2 separate regions of the Homo sapiens genome follow, and region 1 is linked to region 2. Evidence: read pairs that join two places in POLR2A ChIA-PET (ENCODE). Cell type or tissue: PC-3. All regions are shown on one strand. Links, peaks and the distances in the headings refer to the core of each region. The heading gives the core; the rest is flanking DNA. Region 1 holds the start of SLC7A9 (solute carrier family 7 member 9). Region 2 holds the start of SNORA68B (small nucleolar RNA, H/ACA box 68B).

Region 1 (9,081 bases), core at 1-8,000, 260 kb after region 2:
AAGAGGGCGTTAGTGCCACGCCCGGACCCAGCCCAGAAGGCCAGGTGCCACCCTCCCTCGGTACGGCCAGGGCGGCCCCAGCCAAAGCCCATGTCCCAGGCGCTTCCACCCTGAGCGGCTGCCCTGGCAACACCGGGGCACCGCTCCCGGAGCTTTGCTTATGTTAACGTGATTAATTATCGTGACAGCCCCGCGAGCTGGCCACACTGTGTCACCCCCATGGACAGAGGAGGACGCTGAGGCACAGAAAGATTAGGAGGCTGTCCGGGGTTTACAGCTAGAGAGGGGGAAACCTGGCTCAGGTTCCACGTGCCTAACCGTGATCCTGTGCCCTCAATGAAAAGGCTGACTTGGCAACAGCTCACCAATAAGAAAGGCCCTCGGGATACGCCTCTGAGCCTAGAGTCCTGGCCAGAGGCTCCATGCAGGGTGAGCAACGGAGGCCTCCCAGAAACAGAAACATTTGGGCACTCTGAACTTTCTGTGGTGCCATTTTCTTTTATCTTATTTTTATTTACTTATTTATTTAGAGTCAGATCTCTCTCTGTCACCCAGGCTGGAGCACAGAGGTGAGATCATGGCTCACTGCAGCCTCGAACTCCTGGGCTCAAACAATCCTCCCAACTCAGCCTCCCAAAGTGCTGGGATTGCAGGCGTAAGCCGCCGTGCCTGGCCCAGTGCCATTTGCTAGGATGGGAGCTTTCTGAGAACAGAACCCAGCTCAAAGAGACACCAGATGGTTCCATGCCTGTGAAGTTCAAGAACAGGTGAAACTAATCCACAGCCACAGGAATTCAGGGCTGGGGCCCTGCCTAGAAAGGGGCACGAGGGAGCTTTCTGGGGTGGTACATCTGTCAAAACTCACCAAACTCAGCACTAAAGAGCTGTACATTTCGACCAGGTGCAGTGGTTTATGCCTGTAATCCCAGCACTTTGGGAGGCCGAGGCAGGCGGATCACCTGAGGTTGGGAGTGGGAGACCAGCCTGGCCAGCATGGAGAAACCCCGTTTCTACTAAAAAATACAAAAATCAGCCAGGCATTTTGGTGCACACCTGTTCCTAGCTACTTAGGAGGCTGAGGCAGGAGAATCTCTTGAACCCATGAGGCAGAGGTTGCAGTGAGCCACTACAATCACTCCAGCCTGGGTGACAGTGAGACTGTCTCAAAAAAAAAAAAAAAAACCTGCACATTACACTGTATGTAAATTACACACCAATCAAGGAGGAAAAAAAAGTCCAACTCAAGCCCTACTCATAACACTCGTCCTCAGAAGCAGCCCCGGCCAGATCTCCAGAGCCTGAAGTTTCCAGCACCCATGTTCACCTGTCTGGGAAGAAGCTGGGCTTGGAGTCAGATCGCAGGGGATGAGGGGCTCCCAGCTGCAGGCTGCCACCCTGAGGACTCTGCACACACCAGTGGGATCCCTGGGGAGCAGCGTCTGCTTTCAGGGCCAGGGCGCACTTCCAGGACAGGGCGGGGATGGGCTCAGCTCTCCTCCTCATCTCAGCCCTGCCCAGGACTGGCAGTTTGGCTCCAGAATCCTCCCTCCTGCTGAGGGACTGCCTGGGTTCTGATGTGGGTGAGGTCTGCATTCGCCCTGAAGCTGCCTGACTGAGGAGTAGACCCAGCTCAGATTTTTGGTTTTTAGAGTCAGGGTCTCGCTCTGTCACCCAGGCTTGGAGTGCAATGGCGCGATCATGACTCACTGCAGCCTCGATCTCCTGGGCTCAAGGGATCCTCCCACCTCAGCCTCCCAAAGTGCTAAGGTTACAGGCGTGTGCCGCCACACCTGTCCCCAGCTCAGAAGACACATCTTGGGGATTTCTCAGCTGTGCTCTGTGGCCACTGGGGCCCACCAGGGTTCTAAGAGGCCCTTCCTGAGATCAGGCCTGAGACTGGCAGAGAGGGAAAGTGCTGCAGCCCATCGTCTACCTCCTGGGGGTCCCAGGCCAAGCCATTCAGGCCATTGCCAGCCCTCCGGTCAAGCCCTAAAGCCTTGGTGCCGTCCCTCCTCCATCCCCTCTGCTGCCAGGCATGGGAGCTCTCGGAGGCCCTGCCCACACCTCTGCCCTGGAAGCGGAAGCCATCCTGAGCTCACCTGGAGCTGCCTTTCCTCATCCTAGGAGCCTGAAGCCCTCCCTGCGCCTCCATGCTCAGCACCTGCTGCTCCCAACTGCCTGGGACTGGCGCAGTGTGCTGTGTTGAGCTCCTTTCTGCCTTCCCCCCAGCCCCAAGCTCCCTTTCCCTGCAGGCCCAGGGCCAGCCCCAGCTGCTCACTGCAGCCCAACTCAGAGCAGCTGTCCCTGGTAGATGCCTCTAAGACAGAACAGGCTATGCTGGGGGCAGTACTTCCCATCACTACAGCCATTCAGATATAAGGAGGACAGGCATTTAGAGGGGACTCAACCATCAGAACGCCCTCTCTGGCTGGGCACAGCGACTCACGCCTATAATCCCAGCACTTTGGGAGCCTGAGGTGGGAGGATCGCTTGAGCCCGGGAGTTCCAGACCAGCCTGGGCAACACAGCAAGATACTGACTCTACAGAAAGAATTTTTTTGAAAAGTTAAAAATTTGGCAGAGCATGGTGGTGTGCTCCTGTAGTCCCAGCTACTCAGGAGGCTGAGGCAGGAGGATTGCTTGAGTCCAGGAGGTTGACGCTGCAGTGAGCTATGATTGCACCACTGCACTCCAGCCTGGGTGACAGAGTAAGACCCTGACTCTAAAAAAATTTTTTTAAAAATTTTTAAAAAGAACGCCCTTTCTGACCATTCCTGGAAAGGCCATTAGTTTGAACAAAAATACTGGCCCGTCTAGACACTTGCTCAACACACAAAAGCACCTATTTATGAACTTAAAATAATATGCGGGCCGGGCAAGTTGGCTCATGCCTGTAATCCCAACACTTTGGGAGGCCGAGGTGGGCGGATCACTTGAGGCCAGGAATTGGAGACCAGCCTGGCCAATATGGTGAAACCTCGTCTCTACTGAAAATACAAAAATTAGCCAGGCGTAGTGGCACATGCCTGTAGTCCCAGCTACTCAGGAGCTGCTTGAACCCAGGAAGCGGAGGTTGCAGTGAGCTGAGATCATACCACTGCACTCCAGCCTGGGTGACAGAGCAAGACTCTGTCTCAAAAAAAAAAAAAAAAAAAAAAAAGAATATGCAGCCGAGTGCAGTGGCACACGCCTGTAATCCCAGCACTTTGGGAGGATCACCTGAGGCCAAGAGTCTGAGACCAGCCTGGCCAACATGGTGAAACCCTGTCTCTACTAAAAATACAAAAATTAGCCGGGTATGGTGGCGGGTGCTTGTAATCCCAGCTACTCGGGAGGCTGAGTCAGAAGAATCCCTTGAACCGGGGAGGTGAAGGTTGCATTGAGCCGAGATGGCAGCACTGCACTCTAGCCTGGGTGACAGAGCAACACTCCATCTCAAAAAAAAAAAAAAAAAAAAGAAGATGCAGAATTCCCTGGCGAGAGGGAAAGAGAAGTAAGTCCAGAGATTATCCCTTTAAAGATGTACTTCACAAATCAAAGAGTACATCTTCTGCCGTGTCACTAGGGATCGGCCCGGATTTCACTGCCTGCGCCCCTCGTTCAGACGCCCTTGCCTAACCTGCAAAGGGCCTGCCCCACCAGAGACCGCCTTACCTCCTTTTGGAGACTGGTGGTCTTAGGCTCTTGGCTCTGGATCGACTTCTCATCCTCTCTCCGCTTTCTCAGGCCAGTATCCCCCATGTTTCCTCCTGCTGGTTCCAGGAGACTGCAAGGAGGGCGCACAGCTAAATCTTGGTTCAGCAGCAGCAGACAAGACGCAAGTGCAAGCTCGGCCTGGACTAGGGGAGCTGGCTGCAAAAGCACAGTGTTGGTTATTGCTGCAGGTGGGGGCCGCTGCCAGTCCCTCAGGGCTCATGCGCTGGGCCCCAGAGTCAAAGTCAGTCATTAACATTGTCCAGGCAGGGGAACACAGCTCCCCGCTGCTCTCCAAAGCTCAGCTGCTTGCTTAGCTCTCTCCCAGACAGGCCCCGGGAGCCTCCTGGCCCACGTGCCTGTGCCTTGAAAGTCATTCTACCTCTATGGTCAACTTCATTTTTTTTCAAAAGTAAAAAGAAATATTTAACAACATCCCGGGCTGGGCACAGTGGCTCAGGTCTGTAATCCCAGCACTTTCGGAGGCCGAGGTGGGTGGATCACTTGAGCCCAGGAGTTTGAGACCAGCCTGGCTAACATGGCGAACCCCGTCTCTACTAAAAATGCAAAAAAAAAAAAAAAAAAATTAGCTGGGTGTGGTGGTGGGTGCCTGTTAATCCCAGCTACTCGGGAGGCTGAGGCAAGAGAAGCACTTGAACCCTGGAGGCAGAGGCTGCAGTGAGCCAAGATCATGCCACTGCACTCCAGCCTGGGCCACAGAGCGAGATTCTGTTTCAAAAAATATATATATAAAAAATTAAAAAATGAAAATATTGTGGAATGTATTTATCAGAATCAAGTCCAGGTAAGGAGTGTCTGTCTTATAATTCCTTCCCAAGATTAAAGGCACTCCCATACATCACAGATCCACAATACAGGTACTTTTTCTTTGTACTTTTTAAATTTTTACAATATTTTTTATAAAGACGGGAGTGTTGCTATTTGCCCCGGCTGGCCTCAAGCAGTCCTTCCACCTCGGCCTCCCAAAGGGCTGGGATTTCAGGGGTGAGCCACCACGCCTGGCCAGGTACTTTTTCATTGAGTGATGAAAGGAAAGAAAACATTGCCGAGGAAACCCAGTTCCAGACTGAACTAGGAGAAAACCATGCACTCCTGTACCCTCTCTCTAAATAAATTATCTGTCCAGGCCCCGGCCAGGAGAGCCATGAGCCTTTCTATCACCTACTGACCTTACTTACCTTCCTCCGTGACCCTGCAGAGCCGGAGGAGCTGCGGCCCAGCTGACCGCCCGTGCCTGCACGGTCCAACCCTAGAAATGGCCATGTCTTGTGCCCAGGAGCAAAGGAAGTCCAGAAGGTACAGAGGTCAATAAGGGTAATTATTAAACACCTTTTTTTTTTTTTTTGCAATGAAGCTTAGATACGCCACACAAAAAAGGGGAGGGTCAGGAACACCAATTTCTCTCCAAAACCGTTTTTGTTTTGTTCATTTGTGTCTAGGTCAGATTATTTTTTTAAAACCAGATGGTCCCAAATCGTCTACACTTTTTACCTAAAGATAAAATAAATTATGCCTTCTTTTATCTTTGGGAATCAGAGGAGATAAACTTTGGAACCAATTCGCTAATTGCCTTAATAGGCTATATTTAAAACCCAAGTCAGGCAGCTCAAACAGGAACCGCTGTGTGTGCGTAACTCAGCTGTTGGTCAGTTTCCTCCCCGCCCAGGAATTTCCCCCAAGCCAAGGGCCTGCCTCTGGCTGAGCAGGTGAGAGCGGCTGAGCCCGTCCCACTCCTCTTTACCAGTGATGGGGCTTCACCACTTGGAATCACAAGCAGGCCTGAGGCAATGCAGGGCCTCGTGTCCTCCCTGCAGCTGCGGCCAAATGCCCATCAGGTTTGGCTGTGGTGCTGTTCACGTAGCCATGTCCTGGCTCATCACAAGGGACACAAAACCTTCCCCTTCGGGGAAACGGAGGGGGACAGGCAACACAAGGCCAGGAAGCTCCGGTCCGCATCCAGGGCTGCCAGGGTCTGGATCTCTCTGGGAGGGAGCAGAGGTTCTCCCGCACTGCGATTGGACCTAGGCTCAGGCGGCAGCCTCAGGGGTCAGCACGAAGCCCTTTCAGATAGGGAAGGAAGCACCTTATGAGACCTTATGAGACAGCCTGGCACAGCATAAGCACTGCATCTGAAGCATCGTAGCTGTTACCTTCAGCCAAAACTCTGGTAGCTTTGCCTTGGGCCAAACTTAACTGCATCCCAGATATCAGATGGAAGCAAAGGTCAGGGATGGAAGGAGCTGGGCCAGTCTCTGGGGGTCAGTTTGGGAGCAGTTTGGGGCAAGCAGACCTGAGAGAGGCACAGGTTTCTCTGAAAGCCGTCTGCAGAGCACAGGGACCCTTGTTGTCCCAGAGGCACGGTCCTGATTTAGAAGTTCGTCACCTCCCATCTTGGGAGGGCCCACCTGTTTACCTGCCTGCCATGCCCAGAGCCCTGAGCAGAGAGGCTAGTGGCAGGTCCTGCCACCCTAGACAGAACCTGCCCACCGGCTTGCTGGGGTCACTCCTCCTAATGTTGCAGCACTCATCATAGTACCTGGCACATCCATGTTTGCAAAACACCACAGAATACCCCCTGGGTCAAAAGTGCTCCTGGCAGGCTGACAGGAGACCACGTGAGGACATCAGGGTGGGGCAGTGGTCCCCCGCTGGGGCCAGACAGCCCTGCAACCTCACCCACTACCCACATGGGCTCAGGCAGCACTGCCAGGATCAGGGTCTGAACCTGCGACGCAGGGCGAGCAACAGGCGCCTCCTCACGGAACACACTGAACTTGCATGTTCCATGAATGTCCGGGACCAGCCCTCTGGTCTTCCTGGGCCTCTTCCAAGTGCCGAGTCTGGAACATCGGGATGTGAGGGTCCTTTGTTAAGTCAGAAACCTCCACTTCAGTTCATTTTGGGTCCACGGTGAGCATTTCTTAAGCCTGTTTCTTAAAGTTGTGTTTTTCACCGCAGTCCCACCCTCTCCCTCCCTTGAATACACAGAAAGTATTCAAGTAATTCTCATAAGCTCTTCCTCATGGAAAATAATACGGATTTCATTTAAAAAGCAAAATTTTCCTCAGTTCTTGAAGACCATTGGTTCATTGTGTATCCAGTGCTTCTGCCATGTGACTGAAGTTTCACCTCCCTGCTGTCAATTTTTTTTTTTTTAGATGGAGCCTCACTCTGTCGCCCAGGCTGGAGTGCAGTGGCACGATCTCAGCTCACTGCAACCTCTGCCTCCTGGGTTCAAGTGATTCTCCTGTCTCAGCCTCCTGAGTAGCTGGGATTACAGGCATCCACCACCATGCCTGGCTAATTTTTGTATTTTTAGTAGAGATGGGGTTTCACCATGTTGGCCAGGTTGGTCTTGAACTCCTGACCTCAAGTGATCCACCTGCCTCGGCCTCCCAAAGCGCAAATCCTACTGTCATTTTTACCATTTTATTTATTTATTTTTGAGACTTGCTGTGTCACCCAGGCTGGAGTGCAGTGTCATGATCTCAGCTCACTGCAACCTCCGCCTCCCAGGTTCAAGCGATTCTCCTCCCTCAGCCTCCCGAGTAGCTGGTACTACATGTGTGACAATATACCCGGCTAATTTTTGTATTTTTAGTAGAGACAGGGTTTCATCATGTTGGCCAGGCTGATCTTGAACTCCTGACCTCAAGTAATCCACCCGCTTCAGCCTCCCAAAGTGCTGGGATTACAGGTGTGAGCCACCACACCCGCCCAACCACTCTATTTCTTAAGTTTCTGCTAAAGACTCTTGACCTTCATTTTCAACCCGTGCTTTTTCCCTTCCGATTGCAAAAATGCTTGCAGTGTGAAGATCTTCACACCATCTACATTTTATCTTATATTTGGTGCACATTTGATTTCAGTTGGGGAGGGTAAAATGCTTCTCTCCACCCTTTTGGGTTCTTTGGTTGGGCTTCGAATTGAGACTAATGGGAGGAAAACTGTTTTAATTATGTGTATATGCAACTGAGTCCCACAAAACAAGAGACTTGAAGAAGGGCCAGATGACTAAACCCTATATAGCATCCTGAGCTATATAAGGATTAGGGGCTTGGGGCTTCTGGGGCAGGTAGGGACTAGTAATGGGATGGTGAGGGGAGGAAATGCATGGCGAATAAAGGTCGTCTTGTTATGCAGATATAAGTCTCTCAGGTAATAAAAGTTGTCTCTTCCTGGTACAGATACTTGTACTAATGTAGATTTCCTTCATGACATACATTTCTTTTGCAAAGGGCAGCTTTTCAGAGCTACACCTGTTGTGTCTGCAGTTTCTCAGAATAACCAGCTCAAAATATTCCAAAGAAGTATAATTTGGGGTGATATATATCTAGTCTCCTACAGTCATATTTTGGGGGTGGTGTGTCCTGAGCCCCAACATTTCCTTCTCCTGTGATGGTTTGTGTCTGAGACAGGGTCTCTTGCTCCCATGCTAGAGTGCAATGGCGTGATCATGGCTCACTCCAGCCTTGACCTCTTGGGCTCAAGTGATCCTCCCATTTCAGCCTCTCAAAGTGCTGAGATTACAGGCGTAAGCCATTGCACCTGGCCTCCTGTGATGGTTTTAAAGACGTCTTTAATCCCATAGTGTCAGTCCATTTCTGCACAGCCTCTGGGCTGCCCAGCTGGGTGCCTTGTTCTCTAATTCACTGTCCTCGTGACAGAGGCAAGGTCTTGGGCAAACATTCAGGCAGAGGCTGAATCTTCCTTTACCGCTGAAAGCTTGTTCCAGACCTGCCTTCAAGTTTTCACCTTCTCCTATTCATTAAGTTCACTCGGTCTTGTATTCCTTCCCACTGCTGCTGACGGTAGCAGTTGGGGATTTGGAGGGGGACCCAAAAGACAGAAATAACTGGCATACTACCACAGATAGAAGAGTTGTTTGTTCCCTTACTACCTGAATTCCAACCAGAAGAACTTGTGATGAGTTAGCGATGTGCAAAGCCTTTCGATGTCAGGGACGTGCTGTCTAGCCATAAAACAATTAGCAAGGAAAGCATAAACATAATTTCAAAACTCTTATCTAGGAACAATCTATATATATCCAACAACTATTGGAATAGTACAATTCTGCCTTCGAACTTTGTCCATCATTTTTATGTGTTCCAAGTAATATGGTTTTGCATTAAATAACCTGCGTGGGGAAGACAGTTGCAGCATGCTGTCAAAACACGACTTCCCATCCTGCTCCCTTCCCCACCGACCTCGTCACGATTCATGGTCGCTGCCTCTTTTCTCAACCACGGTGGCCACACATGATGAAAGTTGTGATCGCTGCTGATTTTGGGGAAAGAGGGTTCTGTGTCATCAAACATCTTTAATAAAGAGTTACTATTTTGGGGGCCGGGTGCTGTGGCTGTGCGC
Region 2 (9,296 bases), core at 470-8,469:
AAAAGTAATACTGAGAAAAAAAGATTTATAGACAAAGAGTTCGCTGCAGCATTTATCCTAATAGCAGAGAAAACAGAAGCCACTTAAATGTACAGAGCAGAAACAGGTTCAAAAAAATCACTATGGTATATCCATAGTTATGCAACCATTAAAAATCAAAGTTTGAGTAAATAAGTTTCTACATTAAATAACATTAAGACAGAAAACAATACTTGGGGCCAGGCACAGTGGCCCATGCCTATAATCCCAGCACTTTGGGAGGCAGAGGCAGGTGGATCACCTGAGGTCAGGAGTTCAAGACCAGCCTGGCCAACATAGTGAAATCCCATCTCTACTAAAAAAAAACACCAAAAAACAAAAAAATTAGCTGGGCATGGTGGTGGGCGCCTGTAGTTCCAGCTATTCGGGAGGCTGAGGCAGGAGAATCGCTTGAACCCCGGAGGCAGAGGTTGCAGTGAGCTGAGAGTAAGCCACTGCATTCCTAGGTGACAGAGCGAGACTCCATCTCGGAAAAAGAGAAAACAATACTTGGCGAGGCCCCGTGGCTTACACCCGTAATCCAGCACTTTAGGAGGCCAGTGCAAGAGGATCGTTGGAGCTCAGGAGTTTGAGACCAGCCTGGGCAACATAGTGAGACCCCCATCTCTACTAAAAACAAACAGCAAAAACTAGCCAGGTGCAGTGGTATGTATCTGTAGTCCCAGTTAGCTGGGAGGCTGAGGCACCTGAGCCTGGGAGACTGAGGCTGCAGTGAGCTGTGAGGGTGCCATTGCATTCCAGCCTGGGCCACAGAGCAAGACCTTGTCTCAAAAAAAAATTAATAAATAACACTGAAACTATACACATTTGTCAAAAGTCCACCATAATGAGTTTCCCTTGAGTAGCACAGTCATGGACAGGTTGGTTTTTCCCTACTTCTTTAAGAAATTCTAATGCATTCACATAACCTTTTTCAAGAGCAGCAGGGACAGAGGCGGCCACTCAGCCCATGCTCAGGTAACAGCGTGACACATTCCCGGTCGGTGAGGTGAGACCCAAACCCTTGGCAAAAGCAGCGTCGGAGCCCTTGAGACCGCATCCCAGATGCTGGGGCACCATCTGTTCCCATCGGAGAACCCCGTGTGGGAAGACGCACGCCCTGCTCCTCTCCCCAGAGGCCTGGGGTTGATGGGTGGCCGGGCCTCTCCATCCCCAGTGCGCTGCGGGGGTCGCTGGGTGGAGGCGCCCTGTTAACTGGCGCAGGTGTGTAGAATGAGGACAGGAAGGGGCCCTCACCTGTAGCAGCAGTGCCACAAGCTCGTGATGGCCACCGGAGCAGGCGTAAATGAGGGGCGTGTTTCCACTGAGGTCCTTCTTATTGGGTTTTGCATTCGAATCTAACAGACACTTCACCACCTGGGCCAGAGAAGGAAAACGTGCAAACTTAATCAAAATTTCTGTCATTTCCTGCCAGAGAAAAATTATGAAAAATAAATAAATAAATAAATAAAATAAGAAAACAAAGTTTCTGGAGAGAAATGCTCAAGTTTGATATTCTTTTGACTTGTCTCTGAGCTTATTTTTTTGTTGTTGTTCTTTTTGGTTTTTCTTTCTTTTTTTTTTTTTTTTTTCCAGACAGAGTCTCGCTCTGTCGCCCAGGCTGGAGTGCAGTGGCGTGATCTTGGCTTACTCCAGCCTCCGCCTCCCAGGTTCAACTGATTCTCACGCCTCAGCCTCCTGAGCAGCTGGGACTACAGGCGCCTGCCACCACGCTTGGCTAATTTTCTGTATTTTCAGTAGAGACGGGGTTTCACCATGTTGGCAGGGCTGGCCTCGAACTCTTGACCTCAGGTGATCCACCCGTCTCGGCCTCCCAAAATGCTGGGATTACAGGCATGAGCCACCACGCCCAGCCGTCTCTGAGCTTATTGAGAAGACTTTAGACTCTCAGGAGAAAAGGGACCAGGTGAAGAGGGGAGGGCTACCATCTGCTGCGGGGCTGCTCTGTGCGGTTGAAGCGCAGGGTGACAGTGATCTCACTTCACCCGATGTGCTGGGCGACAGTGATCTCACTTCACCTTTCTATCCTTTCTACCTCAGGGAGAGCTGCAATCGCCACTCCGAATTTACAGATTAGGAAAGCCATGCCTGAAGCTCTATGCTAGGTGTTGGCGAGAGAGATGCAAGACCTGAAATATGGCTCCTTTCTTTAAAAAGTTAACAGTAGAACTGATAAAGGAAAATGAAAAAATATACACACAGTTTTCCTTAAAGAAAAGCAGGGCCTGGTGCTGTGGCTCATCCCTGTAATCCCAGTACTTTGGGAAGCCAAGGTGGGAGGATCGCTTGAGCTCAGGAGTTCAACACCAGTCTGGACAACATGGTGAAACCCCATCTCCACAAAAAAAAAAAAAAAAAAAAAAAAAAAAAAAAAAAGAAAAATTTATCTAGGTGTGGTGGTGCACGCCTGTGGTCCCAGCTACTAGGGAGGGAGGCTGAGATGGGAGGATTGTTTGAGCCCAGGAGATTGAGGCTGCAGTGTGAGCTGAGATTGCACCACTGCACTCCCACGCTCCAGCCTGGGAGACAGAGCAAGGTGATGTCTTAAAAAAAAAAAAAAAAAAAAAAGGCAAAAAACCCCAGCACTTTCAAAAAGTTAATCACTCCAAAATTCAAAATTCTTCCTTGAGCCCCTCTATGGGGCCCTGACTGTTCTTTATGAAGTGCTGAACTGTTTGGCCCAGAGCAAGGCACTGTCGGGGTGTAAAGGTGGTAAGATGACCATGGGGACAGTGCTCGGTGGCCACCACACGAGCTCAAGAGCCAGATCCTGCTGGGGGCAAGAATCAGAATGACAACCTCGGTATCACCCAGATGGGAGTGGCAGTGGGGCAGGGACTGGCTCCACCCCCAGGGAGCATCAAGGCTCTGTGCTCCGAGGCTGAGTGGCCTACCGTGTGCACCTCAGAATCTCAGGGCTCGGGGGAGCAGTGTCCTCCAGGGTAGCCACCAAACCCCTGCAGCGTTCCTACCAAGCACAAGGTCCTAGCCCAAAGCAGACACCCTGCTCCACCACCCCCAACACACAGCCCGAACCTGAAAGTGGCCCTGCTGGCAGGCCAGGTGGAGCGGGACGGCTTGGTCTGCGTTCCTGGCACCTGCGTTGGCCCCGTGCTTCAGCAGGAGGGGGATGAGGTCCGCCCGGCCGTGCAGGGCGGCGACATGCAGCGGGGAGGAGCCGTCCTGGCTGGTCACGTTCACACCAAGCCCACTGGCAGGAACCTTCGCCAGCCTCTGGGAAGCGCAGAAGATGGAAACACAAACGTCATCAGTATTGAAGAAACTGGGCTGGAGTGATTGGCACCATGTGCCCCCCACAGCTCCCACACACAATGCGGGATCATGGCGGGATCCAGGATGGATTCCAATTTGTTTAGAAGTATGTGGCATGCCAAAAAACAACTTCCTTTTTTTTTTTTTGAGACAGGGTCTCACTCTGTTGCCCAGGCTGGAGTGCAGTGGCACCACCATCATGGCTCACTACAGCCTCGACCTCCTAGGCTCAAGTGATCCTCCCGCCTCAGCCTCCCAAGTAGCTAGGTCCACAGGTGCAAGCCATTGTGCCCAGCTAATTTTTTTTTTTTTTTTTTTTTGTAGAGATGGGGTCTCACCAGCTGGCCCAGGCTGGTCTTGAACTCCCAGGTTCATGTGGTCCTCCCACCTCAGCCTCCCAAAGTGCTGAGACTGCAGATGTATGCCACTGTACCTGGCTAATTTCACTTTTTTTTTTTTCACCAGGGCTGTAGAGCCTCCAAATTTCCTTTGAGGGGCATGGCCACAGCCCCGCAAAGGCGACGAGATTCACTTGCTGTTTGCACCTCTGTTTAAACCACCGCTATAAGAAACAGTGATTCTTGGGTTTAGGTGAGAATAATTTTACTTTTTGATGATTAAAAATGTTACCTCTTTAAAAAAAAAAACTGTATGCTAAATTAAAGGCTGAATTTTATTATATGTAAATTATATCTCAAAAATAAAAAAGAAGCTGGAAAACACACATGTGCACATACATACACACACTAAATGAAATACCCTGCATATTTATCAGAATGGCTAAAGTTAAAAACTCAAGGCTGGGCACAGTGGCTCATGCCTGTAATCCCAACACTTTGAGAGTCCGAGGTGGGCAGATCACCTGAGGTCAGGAGTTCTAGACCATCCTGGCCAACATGGTGAAACCCCGTCTCTACCAAAAATACAAAAATTACCCAGGTGTGGCGGCACCTGCCTGTAATCCCAGCTACATTACAGGCATGCATTGGGCTGTAGAATCGCTCAAACCCAGGAGGCGAAGGTTGCAGTGAGCCAAGATCACACCACTGCACTCCATCCAGCCTGGCTCACTGCAATCTCTGCCTCTCCGGTTCAAGCGAATTCTCCTGCCTCAGCCTCCCAAGTAGCTGGGATTACAGGCGTGTGCCACCACACCTGGCTGATTTTTGTATTTGTAGTAGAGACAGGGTTTTGCCACGTTGGCTAGGCTGGGCAACAGAGCGAGACTCCATCTCCAAAAAAAAAAAAAAAAGTCAAAATACCAAATGTTGGCAGGGATGTGGAGCAACTGGAATGCTCAAACCCTGCTGGAGGGAACAGAAACTACTCCAACCACTTTGGAAAACTGGCAGTTTCTTTTAAGGTTAAACATATCCTTACTATATAATCCAGCAATTATACTCCTAGGTGTTTACCCAACAACGTATATATCCACACAAAGGCCTGTAACTCCTAGGTGTTTACCCACCAACGTATATATCCACACAAAGGCCTGTACACAAATGTTCACAATGGCTTTATTTACAAATCCAGAAGCAGGAAAACTACTCAGATGTCCATTAACAGGTGAATGAAACAACAAATTCTGGTGTGTCCACCCAATCAACTACTATCCAGCAATGAACTCCTGATCCAACATGGGTCTCAAAAATATCCTGAGTCAAAGAAGGCAGACATGAAAAGGGACATGCGTTAGAATTCCACTTACAAAAGATTCTCGAAAGTGTTAACTAATCCATGATGATGAAAAGCAGGTCACGGGTTGCCTGGGAGAGGCGATGGGGGAATGGGGGGGTCATAGTGGGGGGGAAGGCAAAATCTCACAGGAAACTCTTGCAAGTGAGGGAAACGTTGTGTATCTTGATGGTGGTGATGGTTTCACAGGTTTATATATCTGTAAAACTTGCCAAATTGTATACTTTAAATACATATGCTTTATGTAAATATAAATTATATAAATTATAATGTATATAATTATATTTCAATAAAAGATTTAAAAACAAATTCTAAAACACCACTGGAGACCGGGTGTGGTGGCTCACGCCTATAATCTCAGCACTTTGGGAGGCTGAGGCAGGAGGATCGCTTGGGCCCAGGAGTTCGAAACCAGCCTGGACAACACAGCCAAGACCCTGTCTCTACAAAAATAAAAAAAATAGGCCAGCAAGGTAGCTTACGCCTGTAATGCCAGCACTTTCGGGAGGCCGAGGCAGGTGGATCATGAGGTCAAGAGATCGAGACCATCCTGGCCAACATGGTGAAACTCCGTCTCTACTAAAAATACAAAAATTAGCTGGGCATGGTGGCGCATGCCTGTAGTCCCAGCTACTCAGGAAGCTGAGGTAGGAGAATTGCTTGAACCCAGGAGGCAGAGGTTGCAGTGAGCCGAGATGGCGCCACTGCACTCCAGCCTGGCGACAGAGCAAGACCCTGTCTCAAAAAATAAATAAATAAATAAAATAAAATAGCCCAGCATGGTGGTACGTGCCTGTAGTTCCAACCATTTGGGAGGCTGAGGCAAAAGGATCCCTTGGGCCCAAGAGTTTGAGGCTTCAGTGAGCTATGATTGCAACACTGCACTCTGGCCTTGGTGACAGACCAAGACCGTCTCTAAAAAAAAAAAAAAAAAAAAAGTTTAGGCCAAGCGCAGTGGCTCATGCCTATAATCCCAGCACTTTGGGAGGCTGAGGCAAGCGGATCACTTGAGGTCAGGAGTTTGAGACCAGCATGGCCAATATGGCAAAACCCTGTCTCTACTAAAAATACAAAAATTAGCCAGGTGTGGCGGCATGCACCTGTAGTCCCAGCTACTCGGGAGGCTGAGGCAGAAGAATGTCTTGAACCCGAGAGGCAGAGGTTGCAGTGAGCCAATATTGCACCACTGTACTCCAGCCTGGGCGACAGAGGGAGACTCCGTCTCAAAAAAGAAAAAAAAGAAGTAATACATTAAACACCACTGGAGGCCTGGTGTGGTGGCTCATGCCTGTAATTCCAGGACTTTGGGAGGCTGGGGCAGGAGGATCACTTGAGCCCAGGAGTCCCAAGCTGTAAGTGAGCTATGATTGTGCCACTGCACTCCAGCCTGGGTGACAGAGTGAAACCCCATCTCTAAAAATTAAAATAAAATAAAATAAAATAAAATAAATCACTGGGCTAGAAGAGGATGGGGGGAGTGGATTTTCATTTAATCACAGACATGAAGCAGTTTAGTGGTGTGTCTTTTTGAGAAATCACAAAAAGAGAATAAGAGGTTTTAGAAGTACAGGGAACCTAAGACTTCACCCAATTGAGTTCCACAGTATTTTACTGTGTAATTAAAGTGGGAAAACACAGGGAGGAGAAAAATGGCAAAAACAGCAGCAGCGGAGATGCAGCAATCTCGCCACACACAGGTACTGAGGGCCCGAGGGCTTCATCACTTCCCACCAGATGCTAGGGAACACCATCTGCCTTTCTTATCCTGTGTTTTCATAGCCACCCACCTCGGGGAAATTGTGTTCTGGACCATGTGCATCCAGCAGCAGGGGGCCAGGTCAAAAGGTGCACATCCCCAGTGTACATGTTACCTCACAGCTGAAAAATGTGTGAGGGAAAACTTTAGTCATTTTCAATATCCTTAGAGTCACCCACGCTGAAGTTCTTTTTAGAAATGGTAAAATTATCCTACAATATAAAGGCTAACACCACTCTATCTATTTTATAAAGTCAAATCCATTTTCTTTTTTTTGAGATGGAGTTTCACTCTTGTTCCCCAGGCTAGAGTGCAATGGCACGATCTCGGCTCACCGCAACCTCCGCCTCCTGGGTTCAAGCGATTCTCCTGCCTCAGCCTCCCGAGTAGCTGGGATTACAGGCATGCACCACCACGGCCAGCTAATTTTGTATTTTTAGTAGGGATGGGGTTTCTCCATGTTGGTCAGGCTGGTCTCGAATTCCTGACCTCAGGTGATCTACCCGCCTCGGCCTCCCAAAGTGCTGGGATTACAGGCGTGAGCCATCGTGCCCGGCCAAATTCATTTTCTATTTTCTATTTTATATTTTTAGTTTCTTAGAGACAGGGTCTTACTCTGTTGGCCAGGCTGGTCTCAAACTCCTGGCCTCAAGTGATCCTCTAACCTCGGCCTCCCAAAGTGTTGGGATTACAGGTGTATGACACTGAGCCCAGCCTAATTCTCTTAGTATGGGACATACACATCTATAATTAGATAGCTAACACATGAATGCATGCTATGTATGCAATACCATTTACAACTGCTTGAAAGAAGATGAAATACTGAGGTGTACACTTAACATGACACAGGCAGGATCTGTATGCTGAAAAAAAATCACAAAATGTTGATGAAAGAAGTCAAAGAAGGCCTAAATACTTGGAGAGATGTACCATGTTCATGAAGACTCAACATACGTTGAGTCATATGATGTTATTTCTCCCCAGTTCATCTATAGGTTTAATGTAATTCCTATCAAAATCCGAGCAAGGTATTTTGTAGACATACAAAAACTAATTCTAAAATTGATATAGCTCAGACCAGTCTGGGTACTATAAGAGTGAGTAAGTTAGTAAGTAAGCAATAGGTAAATAAATAAATAAAATTTACATGGCAAGGCACAGGCCATAGAATAGCTGAAATATTCCTGGCAAAGAAGAATAAATTAGGAAGAATCATTCAATCCAATACTGAGGCTTACTACACAGCATCAGTCATCAAGACAGCGCGGTACTGGTAGGATGGGCCCATAGATCAATGCAGCAGAACAGAGAACCCAGAAATAGATCCACACAATCTATAGCCAACTGAGGTGCAAAGGCAAGTCACGGGAGGAAGGAGAGGCTTTTCAACAAATGGTGCTGGCGCAAGTGGACACTTGTAGGCAAGAAAAAACAAAGAAGAACCTCAACCTAAATCTCACACTTTGAGTAAAAATTAACACAAATTGGATCATGGACTTAACTATAAAATATAAAATTATAACTTAAAAAAAACAGGAGAAAGTTGGAAATCTAGAGCAAGGCAAAGAATTCTCAGACTTGACACCAAAAGTATAATCCATAAAAGGAAATACTGACAAATGAGATGTCTAAAAACCTTTTTCTCTGTGAAAGCCCATGTGAGGAAATTATAGACAAGCTACAGACTGAAAGAAAATGTCTGCAAAGCACGTATCTAACAAATATCCACATATCTAGAATATATAAATTCAACGATAAAGCCAAAAACAAACCAATTAGAAAATGGGCAAAACAAATGAACAGACATTTCACTGAAGAACATATACAGATGGCAAATAAGCCCATGAAAAGCTGTTCAACAGCATCAGCCATTAGAGAAATGCAAATTAAGGCCACACTGAGATAGTACTACACACCTATCTGAATGGCTAAAACAGAAAATAATGACCACACCCAGTGCTGGGGAGGACGAGGAGGAACTGGATCACTCATACATCGCTGGTGGGCATGTAAAATGATACAGCCTGCTTGGGAAAAGACTGTCAGTTCCTTATAAAAATGAACCATGGAATTGCCATGCAATGACCATATGACTCCACAATTGCACTCTTGGGCACTTATCCTAGAAAAATGAAAACTTGTGTTCTTACCGAAACGTCTACTCTAATGTTTGTTCGTGGCAGTTTTATTGGTAATATTCCCCAAACTAGCAACAAACTACATGTCCTTGGACATTCCACAGTGAGTATATGCCACCATTAAACAAATGGAATGCCACCCCGCCATGGAGAAACAGACCTGATTCTAGGCAACAGTGTGGAATCAAACGGAGTGAAGAAAGTCAATCCCAAAAGGATTGTATACTGTGATTACATTTATGTAACTTTTTTTTTTTTTTTTTTTTGAGACGGAGTCTTGCTCTGTTGCCCAGGCTGGAGTGCGGTGGCACAATCTCGGCTCACTGCAAGCCCTGCCTCCCGGGTTCACGCCATTCTCCTGCCTCAGCCTCCCGAGTAGCTGGGACTAGAAGCGC

The links. ChIA-PET counts read pairs that join two places held together with the same protein. Peaks named below come from ENCODE experiments on the same cell type or tissue, not always from the same donor. Only the 100,000 strongest peaks of a DNase experiment are listed, where the experiment ranks them.
Region 1: POLR2A ChIA-PET joins it to region 2 with 30 read pairs; 2 of 35 experiments call an interaction of 5 or more read pairs at or near these places.

What each region holds. Positions count from the first base shown.
Region 1 is chr19:32,864,794-32,873,874 of GRCh38, forward strand. It overlaps SLC7A9 (solute carrier family 7 member 9), which reads right to left and starts at 4,974. Exons shown (of 13, transcript NM_014270.5): 1 at 4,893-4,974; 2 at 3,655-3,852. The coding sequence starts at 3,741. RefSeq lists enhancers at 3,262-3,837, 5,279-5,801, 5,802-6,324. In PC-3, for the core only: no CTCF peak of the experiment used is centred there; no DNase peak of the experiment used is centred there.
Region 2 is chr19:32,604,560-32,613,855 of GRCh38, forward strand. It overlaps ANKRD27 (ankyrin repeat domain 27), which reads right to left. Exons shown (of 29, transcript NM_032139.3): 23 at 3,076-3,273; 24 at 1,276-1,395. SNORA68B (small nucleolar RNA, H/ACA box 68B) reads right to left here and starts at 3,910; the gene lies at 3,778-3,910. In PC-3, for the core only: no CTCF peak of the experiment used is centred there; no DNase peak of the experiment used is centred there.